2 separate regions of the Homo sapiens genome follow, and region 1 is linked to region 2. Evidence: chromatin contacts called from ENCODE Hi-C or POLR2A ChIA-PET data. All regions are on one chromosome and are shown on one strand. Each heading gives the region's core, a stretch centred on a gene start or an enhancer-like site at or near the end of the contact. The rest is flanking DNA. Distances are from core to core; before and after follow the strand shown. Region 1 holds the start of SCHLAP1 (SWI/SNF complex antagonist associated with prostate cancer 1). Region 2 has its middle 170 kb from the start of SCHLAP1.

Region 1 (6,355 bases), core at 2,565-5,064, 170 kb before region 2:
TCTTAAGTAATTTTTTAAAATGTGTACTTCATTTAGGTGTCAGGAAAATGTACCATTTCATTTGATTAGTGTAAATCGAATTGCTGCAAACTGCTCTCTGAACCAACACCACGCTGTTTCAGAGGCGCATTAAGTAGTAAATCAACTTTATTGGAAATGCTGGGTCTCATCTTTTCAGAGGGAATGTTATGTACTTTTTCCAGAGGTGCAATAATTCTTTTACATTTCTGGAGTCTCTTTAGTAAATTGCTTCTGTTTAGTAAATTATCACTGCGCTAAGTAGCCCAAAGTAATGAAAGTATTATATTAAGAAGTGTCCAAAAGTCAGATCCCTGTGGTATTCCCTAGCTTTTAGCCGCATGTATTTAGTTTTCTCTTCTTATCCTCTCAGAGATTTCTCAGATACCTTTGCCAAACTTTTGACAAAGATCTGCCAGCATCCATTGGCCGGGCATTATGTTTTATGACCTGCTTCTGGGCTGTTTTTGGACTAAAAGACTGTCAATAATTAGAGCACAGTGAGGTGTTTAATGAAAGCATGCGATGCTGCATCCCAGGGATGAAAGCAATTGTTTGTGGCCAGAATCACACTTATGTGTATCTGTTGAATTAATTCATCTTCTATGGCGTTTCTCATTATGATAGAAAAATTTATCAGCAGCCTTATAAAGAGTAGGACTGGCTCAGTTTCACTTTTAAATGTGTTGCAATCACATGCTGTGAAGTGTGATTTTAAGTATTGCTCAGAAAACAATATTATGTTAAAAAAGCTCTGTCAGGTAGAAGAAGATGCATTTTAGATATGGAAAGCTTCCTTGATGGGCAGCATAAAGTATGTGTTAGGGAAGCTTTTTTCTTAAAGCAATTTAACCTAGCCCTTTCAACATAAGATGATTACTTCTGCTTTACTGAAAATGCACGTGTATTGAATCTGCTCAAATATGACAGCATGTGTTTTCTAATCTCTGGACATACACATATTAACCATTTTAACTGCCTTGTAGTATGACATTTTAGCCTACATGGTTTTAGAAACAGTCCTTGCTACATGCTTCACCAATTGCAACTTGCAGATTGAATGATCCTTTGAAAGCACTACCATAAATATTTCTGCAAATGAGTGATCTGTTCACATTACATCTGCTAATGCTATCTTATGGCAGAGCAAACAAATAGTTCAGACATCACATCACTGCACACGAGAACAGTAAGGGGCACTCTGGTGGGGTGTAGAACATCGTTTAGAATTGCATCAGTGATTGTCTTTGAGGAGCTAACCTGTCTTTTCAGAGACATATTTCTTGACAGCCTGTCACAGGGAGAGCTATGGATGTTCAGTGAACAAAGAATAATGCTAACATTGTATATGTTAAAAAGCCACAAACTTTAGTCTCAACAGCTTCTGACAAAATGTAAACATTTCCTTAGGGCTAATAGAATTTTGGAAAAAAAGAAGGATCACAAGAGATAAACACACTGACAATTGCAAAAAAAAAAAGATTATCGCATATAATTTATAACATTATTTATAATGAACTTCACAGCTGTTTTAAAATGATGACTGGGAAATTTACTTTATGTCTGAAATCTAAGCAGGTATTATAAGTTTTACCCTGATAGTTTCATTTCTCACAGCTTTCTCAGCAAAAGTTTACCAGAAATTGTTTATACCTTTCTCAGTCCAATGATTATTATTTTTATTTGTGAAACAAGAAATAATTAAAATATTTTCCATTTTGATGTCAATGTGAGATGTACTTCTGCATGAATGGCTAAAAATGGCTGACCTTTTTAAGATCTGTCTTTGCAGAAAAAGATTCATTGTAGTTTTCAAAGGAAAGAAACTTAAATGGGAAATATAACTTTATGTTTTAAAGTAACTCAACAAACTTTGGAAAATAGACCAATAAATTTTTTATGATCAGTCATATCATGTCATGTCATCTTCAGAATGAGTTGATCACAGCTAAAGATACAATATTCATAGAGTCAATCTTCTCATTTCCATAGCACAGCCAATAATCTGCCAATGAAAGGGCCTTTAGTACTCATTTGTACAGGATGCAAATGTTTCGGCTTGGCAGCTTGAAATGAAAGTTTCATTTTTAAAATCAAATAAAGATCATTAATGCTCACATGAATCAACAAATTCTAGAAGTCTTATAACATGTGCTAGCTGCATTTCCCATGAGTTAGACTAAATAAGCTGTTCATTTCTCAGCTATGTTTTTCTGCTTTTGAGATTTTTAAGATGTCATCCTATAGGCAAATAAAACAAAAAAATAAAGAGATTGCTCTGTCAACAGAACTTTCCTGTTCTGAGGCTTACACAAAGGAAGCTTAACTAGTAGCTTTAGTACTTTGTGAAGAAAAAAATTATACTCAAAAAGATGGTTGTGTTATAATTAAGAAAGTTTTTAAAAAATGTTTTTAAAATAGAAAATGGAGCATAGAGAAGTTCTAGAATTTCTTCCAGTTGCACTGCTCACTGGGAGTAGGACAGAGCTCTTTTGATTTACAGACTCCTGCTTTTCCCTACTCTTGTGTCTTCCTCTATGACAATACTAGCTTCTGCTGCAAGGAACGGATGATGTTGGGTGACCTATTGAAATTTCAGCCGCCTCCTTTCTTCTTTTTATTTCTTTCTTCTGATTCCCCAAATTCTTTTCTCCTCAACCTAATACAAATATATTACAGAATAATTGACAGTCTTAGAGCACAAACTACCACTATTATGAGTATCATGAGACCATTATTATTATTATTTTGAGACGGAGTTTCGCTCCTGTGGCACAGGCTGAGGTACAGTGGCATGATCTCCACTCACTGAAAGCTCTCTCCCCCGGGGTTCAAGCAATTCTCCTAACCCAGCCTTCCAAGTAGCTGGGATTAAAGGCACCACCAAGCCCAGCCAATTTTTAGTAGAGATGGGGTTTCACCATGTTGGCCAGGCTTGAACTCCTGACCACAGGTGACCCACCTGCCTCGGCCTCCCAAAGTGCTGGGGTTACAGGCATGAGCCACTGCGCCCAGCCGAGACCAATATTCTGCTTTGAGAATTTGCTGTGGCATAAAATAAAATTAGCTAGATTAATGTTCATAGAACCTTACAGTATTCAAGAAAGTCACTACCAACATTGCCAAATAGATTTAAGCTAAGCACAAAGGGAAAAATATAGAAAAGCACAAATCACACAGTCCTGGTAACTGTCTTCTGAAAAGCTAATATAATTATCCTAATAGGTATATTTGATAGGCCCTTACTGTGCAGAAGTCTGTCCTAGGAGTTAAGAAATAATAGGATTCAATAAAAACATACTCCTCTTTCTTCCGCAAGGAAATTTCAGTCTGACCAATCAGGAGTTTGTGCCACACAGCCAGCACAGTGTTCACCTAGAAAAACTAGTCCAACCAAACAGTGATTCAGGGTACTCCTGTGACTAATTTATATTCTCACTCAGCTGGGGAAAACTCACCCTGAGGACTTGAAATTGTGTCCAGAACTGGTGGGTTCTTGGTCTCACTCACTTCAAGAATGAAGCCGCGGACCCTCGCAGTGAGTGTTACAGTTCTTAAAGGCGGCGTGTCCGGAGTTTGTTGCTTCTGATGTTCAGATGTGTTCGGAGTTTTTTCCTTCTGGTGGGTTCGTGGTCTCGCTGGCTCAGGAGTGAAGCTGCAGACCTTCGCGGTGAGTGTTACAGCTCTTAAGGCGGCGCGTCGGGAGTTGTTCGTTCCTCCCAGTAGGCTCGTGGTCTCGCTGGCTTCAGGAGTGAAGCTGCGGACCTTCGCGGTGAGTGTTACAGCTCATAAAAGCAGTGTGGACCCAAAGAGTGAGCAGTGGCAAGATTTATTGCAAACAGAGAAAGAACAAAGGTTCCACAGCTTGAAAAGGGACCCCATCAGGTTGCCACTGCTGGCTCGGGCAGCCTGCTTTTATTCTCTTACCTGGCCCCACCCACATCCTGCTGATTCGTAGAGCCGAGTGGTCTGTTTTGACAGGGCGCTGATTGGTGCGTTTACAATCCCTGAGCTAGACACAAAGATTCTCCAAGTCCCCACCAGACTCAGGAGTCCAGCTGGCTTCACCCAGTGGATCCTGCACGGGGGCTGCAGGTGGAGCTGCCTGCCACTCCCGCGCCCTGTGCCTGCACTTCTCAGCCCTTGGGTGGTCGATGGGACTGGGCACCGTGGAGCAGGGAGCGGCGCTCATCGTGGAGGCTCGGGCCTCACAGGAGCCCATGGAGGCGGTGGGAGGCTTAGGCATGGCGGGATGCAGGTCCCGAGCCCTGCACCGCGGGAAGGCAGCTAAGGCCCGGTAAGAAATCGAGCGCAGCGCCGGTGGGCTGGCACTGCTGGGGGACCCCGTACACCCTCCGCAGCCGCTGGCCCGGGTGCTAAGCCCCTCATTGCCCGGGGCCGGCAGGGCCGGCCGGCTGCTCCGAGTGCGGGGCCCGCCAAGCCCACGCCCACCTGGAACTCCAGCTGGCCCGCAAGCGCCAGGCGCAGCCCGGGTTCCCACTCGCGCCTCTCCCTCCACACCTCCCTGCAAGCTGAGGGAGCCGGCTCCGGCCTTGGCCAGCTCAGAAAGGGGCTCCTACAGTGCAGCGGTGGGCTGAAGGGCTCCTAAAGTGCCGCCAAAGTGGGAGCCAAGGCAGAGGAGGCGCTGAGAGCGAGCGAGGGCTGTGAGGACTGCCAGCACGCTGTCACCTCTCAAAATGACCCACTGAAAAGCCATATTTTACTGTCTTATCTCCCTCTCCTTGACTCTGAGAAACAAGGGGCTGAAATCCAGTATAACTCCACCTAAATGTATTCTCCTTAGCTCAGGTGTGCTGACTTGTTTCTAATACCACCCAGGGATTCAGGGATACTATTAGTGGTTTACTGTTAAGCAGCAATATCATAACAGGGAATACTTTCCTTGGCTATGGGTCTGTGTTTTGAAATACTATATAAAATACTTATAAGCATTACATCTGATTATTTAACACAGCAGCAGTCTTTCCTTATAAATACACACACACACACATACACACACACACACACACACAGGGAGAGAGAGAGAGAACAATGGAAGAGAGAAGAATATCTGTCTCATACCAACATCTTATGTTGTATCATTTCCCAGGCAACTGATGATTAAAGATAAATATATGCAAGCTGTACAATGACTGTAAACAGCCTATGATTCAGGAATAAACTACTTTCATGAAAAACTAATGGCCAGAATGCCTCTCTATATATGTACTAAGACTTGGAAGGAAGGAAGAAAGGAAGGAAAGAAGGGAGGGAGGAAGGGAGGGAGGGAGGAAACTGAAGAAGGTGAGAAGAGACCTATATTTTCCTACCAAATTAAATTTCCTGCATTAAAGGGAAAAGAAAACCTGGAGGTGATATTTTGGTTGGCCTCATACATCAAAAGGAACATTGTTCAGTTACATCTGGTATCAAATAAAAAGTGTTCATGTAACTTTAAGATTGACTGAGCCCCAATACCCTCTTCCAACCATGGTGAGTGATACTGCAAACTCCCTGGAATCCATTTTCTATCCGTTTGTTCAGTATTTGTTATGCACAACCACTTAGCTATTTGCATCACACAATTTGTATTTTATCATGAAGTTCAACGTCCATGTGCTCTGTGTCTTCTTGTGTGACCCTAAAGCAACTGAGGGAGGACACCATGTTGTGCAGTCTCCATCACTGGGTATCTACTGCATCTACTATCTCCAGCTAATCCAGGAGTAATACACAGTTGTCCAAAATAGAACTTCTTATCATTAGCATCTTCAAATCATGCACAAAGTTTAACAGAAATACATTATGTCCTAATTATACACGTTAGCATTACCAACAGAGGAGATTTGAGGCTCAGTTTGGGGTTCTTTTGGGCTATTGATTATTCTTGCTTTGAAAAACTTCCAGGCAGTAATCATGTCTATGAAAAACTTTGGGACCTTTTCATGAGCTGAAGTTGGGTAGTGCTGTTTTCTGAAAAATGACTTGATTCCTTACAGACATTCATTTGGCCTATATCTGGACAGATAACCATCATTCTGGAGCCATCTCTGAGGTAGACTTGATGTATCCAGTGACCATTTAACAGAAGGAAGAGATAATGGCAGGATACACTGAGATGTCTTTAACAATGACTTGCTTGCATTAAATGTCAGGACAATATGCTTTAACAAAACATCCACAAAACAGAGTTCAATGGGTGTTTGACATAAAAAAATGAAATATTGTGTTAAAGGGATTAAAACTGTGATAAAATCAAACTTGAATCTGTTTAATTTTTTTCATCAATTGTAACTCTTTCTTTTGGTGCAAATTGGTATTGGTTAGCAACCTAAAA
Region 2 (6,340 bases), core at 3,444-5,943:
TATCACAGGGCCTTCTCTTATACACCATCCCAGAATGCTCTATCCTTCTCTTGTTTTCTTCTTTTGAAATGTCACTTAATCAAAACAATTAGGTTTTTTCTTTTTAATATTAGAAGGGGTAATTTCTGTGTGTATTGAGTGAAGGCTTCTAATTTGATCTTTCTAAGTGTCAGTGAATCACCATGTTGTTCTTCTCCCAAGTTTACCTAGATGATTGGAACCTGGGTTTTATATTCTAGCTCCCAAAACTTACCAAGGAGCTCTTACTAATATCTCACAATAGCCGAAATTAATTGTCCCTTGTAAGGCCCTGTGCTTTTCCCAGCTTCTGTTAAAAAAATTGTGGCCAGGAGTGGTGGCTCATGCCCGTAATCCCAACACTTTGGGAGGCTGATGGGGGTGGATCATGAGGTCAAGAGATCGAGACCATCCTGGCCAACATGGTGAAACCCCGTCTCTACTAAAAATACAAAAATTAGCTGGGTGTGGTGGCATGCACCTGTAGTCCCAGCTACTCGGGAGGCTGAGGCAGGAGAATCGCTTGAATTCAGGAGGTGGAGGTTGCAGTGAGCTGAGATCACGCCACTGCACTCCAGCCTGGCAACAGAGCGAGACTCCATCTTAAAAAAAATAAATAATTGTTTTATTTTTCTGTCTCTATTGGCCAACAAGAATAGAAACTCCGCTAGGGCAGAGACTTTTTGTTCATTGCAATATCTCAATCATCCAGAACAGTGTCTGTCATTTTGTAGACAGTAATATTTTGTTGAATGAATAAATTAATGATCATATTAATAGCCATATACCCCAATCCAATACCAACTTCAGTGTACCTATCTTGAACACTTAAAGAGTCACGATGAATCAATCACTTCAAAAACTACCACTGTTTCTCACTCATTCATTCTTTTGACAAAATATTATTTATTACCTACTACGTGCCAAGACTTTTATAAGCACTGGAGATATAATAGTAAGCAAAACAGCTAAATTTATACCATAAAATGTATATTCTACTGGAAAAAACAGACAATACATAAACAAGAATATCTGTTATAATGCTGGGTAAAGATAAGAACTATGAAGACAAATGAGGGAGGTTAAGGGGTTGCATATCCTCCAGGGGTGCTATTTGAGAAGACTTGGTGAGGGAAGCCCTTTCTGATGAGGGGGCATTTGAGTAGAGCCCTGAGTGACATGTGAGAGTGAGCCAAGAGAGGATCTGGGGAAGAGCTGCCAGATGAAAACTATGGGATAAACCAGATGGGCGGAGAGGCTGGCATATTGAAGCAAAAAAAGGCCAGGGCCATAGGAGCAGAGGCCCAGAAAGGGCGAGAGGAGAGGGCAGCCAAGGGCAGATTTTCTAGAGTCCTTGGATATTATTCTCAGCATGCTGGGAAGGCATTTGAGAGTACTCAGCAGGGGAGTAACTAGATCTGACTTATCTTTTACAAAAAAGGCTCACTCTGACTGTTGTGTAGATTGAAAGAGGGCAAGTGTGGAAGCTAGAAAAAGCACAGAGCCTTACAATGGATAATTATTCTTAGCAGTTGTGAGATACTACTAGGAGCTCCTTGGTAATATTTAGGAGTTGGGATATGAAACCCAGGTGGCCAATTACCCAGGTAAATATGGGAGCAGAACACCATGGTGATTTGATCCTCTAAGCCTCACCATCACAGTCATTTAGGCAGCTCAAATTAGAAGTCCAGGATTCAAAACACCTATGGCTTATCATCCCTAATATTGAAAAAGGAGAATAAAAAATCCACAGCAAGAAATGAAGTATTTTTCAATCCTTCAACTACAAAAAGAGAAAAATTTGATCAGCAGAAACAACACATGAAATTAACCGCCCAGGTCCACCCATTCCCTAGGGAAATATGTGGCCAGATTGGCCCCATTAGTCATGTATAATCACATAAATAAGACATTCATGCAGGAAGTCACCCTTCACCCCAAAGGAACAGTTAGATGAGTAACAGCATTGGTCACTACAGAAATCCATTTTTTCTTTCACTGTCCTAATACACAGTTTTCTTCTTTCTCCTTACTATTTCCTGTGTTAAATATAAGTGTCCGAGGTTGTTTAATAATAAAAAAAAATACCGTGAAACTCTGCTTCAACTATTCTAATTTATTCCCCTACAGTTAAACGTCTGGTATTTTAAATCTATGTCATTTATTTACTTGTGGTGTAATCATATTGACTGTGACCTAGAGAGGAACGGATAAGTTAATGAAATGCAGAAGTACCGTAGACTCACAAGACCATGACTACTGAAAGGGGTGGTGTTTATGTTTTTGCCCAAATTATGATTTGCAGCCTCTACCTGGCTGAAATTCCATGTAGTATCCCCTCTCCAAGTGTTTCTGATTATTTCTAGAAGGGCTTGTTGATCTCTTAAGACTGGAAAGCTTATTTTAGTAATAGGCTTCCTTGCTTCTGGGAAACTCATTCCCTGTGGATAGTGGGGTAGAGAGGAGTATAGTACAGCAACTACAAACTCAGGCTCTGAATTCAGACTCGCTGGATTTGAATCCTAGTTTTGTCACTCATAGCTACATGGCACTGCACAAGTTACTCAATCTCTGTATCCATTTCCTGATTTATAAAGCAGAAATAATACTACCTCCCTACCTCTCTAGTAATTACGACCTCATTGTAATGTTACCAGGAATAGTTGAGATACAAGCTGAGTATCCCTAATCTGAAATGCTTGGAACCAGAAGTGTTTCAAATTTGGATTTTTTTTTGAATTTTGGGATATTTGCATTATTTTAACCATTTGAGCATCCCAAATTTGAAAATCAGAAATTTGAAATGTTCCGGTGAGCATTTCCTTTGAGCATCATGTCAGTACTCAGAAAGTTTCAGATTTTGGAGCATTTCAGATTTCACGTTTCCAGATTAGGGGTACTCAAAACCTGTATCTATAAAACTTTTACAACAGTGTTTGACATCCGAAAAATGATGGGCAAATATTGTCAGCCATTAGTGTTGTGTCAGGGAGGGCAGTTGATTTCTGCCTATTACTCCTGTTGATGGTGCCATTTTGAGAATGACAATGTCTAGGCCAAGTATCCTGTATACAGGTGTTCCCAAAGCTACCCTTGGTTAGTGTTAAATTCTGGACAGAGGCAGGAAGATTAGCTATCCTTTAAACTCTTGGTCAGGTCTTGTCTCCTGGGCCCCAAACAGAACTACTTAGATCTATCATCTTATCAAGTTTCCGGCCAGTGGTGAACAGTTCTGTTTGTTTCTAATTCTCTCCTCCATTTATGAGAATTCAAATCCAAACCTTGTGCCTAGACAGTTAAAGGAGTTGTTTTCAGCCTAACCACTGTTCCCACAGAGAACAGACCTCATACCATCCTCTTCTTTCTCCTATTGGTTTTTACTTTTAGCTAAAACCATCCCCCCTCCCTTAGTTGGTAAACAAATGCTTCTATACATAACCTTAGAACATGCAGAAGGAATGAGGGAGAGGAATATTTTCTACACTGTCAGTGTCTGGATCTAGTTCAGCCGGGTAATTATGCCCTATTATCGATGTTGGAGTTTTATCTCCCTGGTGGGGTCAGACTTAGATGGCCCATGGTTGTCTGATTTAAAAGGTATAATGTGTTCATTAGAGAAGGCCAAATGTACATTTAAAAACATGAAGGCCAAATATGTATGGCTCAAGTGCAATAAGAATTCTATTTCTTGCTCATGTAACAGTCCAAGGTAGATGTAACTGTTGGGCATCTCACCTCCACTCAGTAATTCAGGCAATGATCTAGGTTTCTTTCCTTTTGAGGCCCTAGACTTCGCTATCATTTAGATCTAGCTCTCTAAAAAGAAAAGGTAAGCCTGCTTCTCTTCGCACAAAACAGCACGCTTCTCTTCCACACACAGTCCACTATGAGTTAGTCACATCTACCTGCATGGTCTGTCAAAGGCATTCTCTATGAAAGGGAAAACATCTTTCAGTGGGCATAGAATTATCTCCACATATAAAAAAACATTTCTGTATTTTATAGGAGTCAAATAATCAAAATGTGTTAACTTTTCATTCAACCTCAGAGCTGGTTTACTGAAAATTAAAACGACTGGTGAGTGATGAGGCAAAACTAAATTTTTTAAAGGATAACTTTAATCAGTATATTTATTCCTCCTGCTACATTCTCTACAAGGAATTGTAATTGAAATAAAAGAAAATATTTGCTGACAACAATTATTAAGTCCTCATTCCAGAAATCAAATCTAGTAAAATTTCACCTTGATTCTAGAAGAAGTAAAGAAGTAAAACGGGGGAACTGAACACCCTCCCACACCATTTTTTTTTTAACCTTTTCCATTATTCAGCCAAGGACTCACATTAAATCTCTGGCAAGTTTGAGAAGGTGGTAAATATCCTGACTTCACTGTACTCATTAGCAATATTTTTAAAGACTACCTTAAATTTTAATAAGTTAATTCAATTCATGCTCAGGGAGTTGCTGGATGTCAATGTGCTAAACAAATACCCCTGACTCAGGCAGCATCTTTTTCTACATTACTAATGCATTACACATAAGCTTTCCTAATATTGGTGCCACTGTGCAAACAGTACTGTCACTTAGAGCCACGTTCACCTTTTGTAAACAAATGATTCAATTAATAAACCTCACCAGGGAATAGTACTTTTGACTTAAAGGTTGCCTTTCTAAGATTGCTTTATAAAACAGTCTTCACATTCCTGGAGCTTATGACCTACGTGCATTTCAGGATTTGCTAATGAACTGCTCAGCTGCTGAGTTGAGTAAATATAAAAGGCCATTTCTCTTTGCTCTTTTCACACCTTTTAATTGGAACAAGTATGTTTTTGGTCTGATTCATACCACTTTCATGTGCTAGAAACTTGTGTGCATAAAAATTTGGTTGAAATTCTACAGGCAGTAGGGGTCACATTTTTTAACGTGGTTGCTTGAATTCTACAGGACAAGGATTAATAGATCATGAGTGGCATGATGGATTTGTTTGAAAATTACATTCCAACCTAAGTGAGTTTTAGCTCCCATAATGTGTCTGTTCATGTTTCTAAAGCAATTATTTCCCAAGTAGAATGCACGAGGTGGCCCAAGGGGGTTAAGAGAGATTGTATTAGTCAAGACTCTTTCTGGTTGCAAGTGATAGAAACACTTCACAAAATGGATTAAACAAAAAATGGAATGTATATGCTCACGTATATGAAATGTCTAAGGTTGAGCTGATTTCAGGCAAGGCTGGTGTATTATTGGGCGTCTCAACAGGAAACAGCTGGCACGCTTATATTAAAATAACCAGAACAGTTTACATACACAAGAAACATTGTGAAGATATGAGAGTAGTGAATGAAAATGAGCTAGAACAGTAACCCAGGGTTAGCAGAAGAGCTGTTACCACCTATAAGCCGAATGATATGAGAGGAAGAAGTTACCAGAACCTGAAAAGAGTCTGACAGAGCCAGCCTGAGACAACCCTATAGAGAGACCCAGAGGATTAAATCCCTCACCTCACCTCTGCTGTGGCTTCCCAGTGCCCAACCCCATCTGAAAACCAGAGAGGCACTCTATGTGGTCTCCACAGGTCAGCCTCCTGGGTTGAGCTTCTGGGGAGAAAGGTGCAGAGTGGTTCTCTTCCACACAGCTAGGTATGATACCCTCAGGACTGGGCTGCCATCTCCTGGATCTTTTCTGTTCTCTCATGGCATTACTAGTAGACATGCTTTCTTTCATGTGTGACAAAAAGATCACCAGCAGCTCCAGGACTAACTCCTAACAGCCTAGCTACCCTGAGAGGGTTTCTTTGACCTAAAAGTTGAATGTAAGTCACAAGTCCCCAGATTAGCTCAAAGATCCTTCCCTGAACCAATCACTATAGGCATGAAGTAGAATACACTCACAAGCCAGCTTTCAATTATGTGCCAAACTCTGGAGCTGAGATGGATTCAGCCATAACTGAACCAAATGAATCGAGTTAGAGAAGACTGGGCCCTCAAAAGGGAAGATAGGGTATTATCATCAGAAGAAAGAGAAGCTGATGCTGGACAGGTGGATCCACTGAATATACACCACTTCAGAGATAAAAGCTGGAAGTAGTGTGTGACCAAATCCACTCCTGGTGCCAATTAAGCACAATAGTCTCTTTTGCTAAGATCCATCCTGAGAAATGTGGCTGTTTTTCCTTGGGATACATCCACTAGAGAATCTGAATACTTAGTTTAAAAAAAAAATCTTTTCTGAGATGCTGATTCTATCAGTTCAGTTCTTCGTTACCTGTTCTTTTCATGGGTGGAAAACAGCCCTTTTCTCCCCTGAGAGGCATATGAATGAG

The links. A loop is a pair of places that touch in the nucleus more often than their neighbours do. ChIA-PET counts read pairs that join two places held with the same protein, here RNA polymerase II (POLR2A).
Region 1: a map of PC-3 shows a loop between it and region 2 (6-fold over the local background). The contact joins the promoter of SCHLAP1 here to the enhancer-like site in region 2. A Hi-C loop is called at or near these places in 2 of 168 maps with a recorded cell type or tissue (MCF 10A and PC-3). POLR2A ChIA-PET finds 5 or more read pairs at or near these places in 2 of 52 experiments (OCI-LY7 and PC-3).

The regions. Positions count from the first base shown.
Region 1 is chr2:180,689,563-180,695,917 of GRCh38, reverse strand. It overlaps SCHLAP1 (SWI/SNF complex antagonist associated with prostate cancer 1), which reads right to left and starts at 3,814. Exons shown (of 6, transcript NR_104325.1): 1 at 3,477-3,814.
Region 2 is chr2:180,519,729-180,526,068 of GRCh38, reverse strand. No RefSeq gene overlaps it. Among named protein-coding and RNA genes, the nearest start is that of SCHLAP1, 170 kb to the left of the region's middle. Within about 2 kb of position 4,693, at least 2 of the 41 ENCODE cell types and tissues checked have a DNase peak (open chromatin) inside an H3K27ac peak, as active enhancers do; they include PC-3, where a contact is called at or near this core.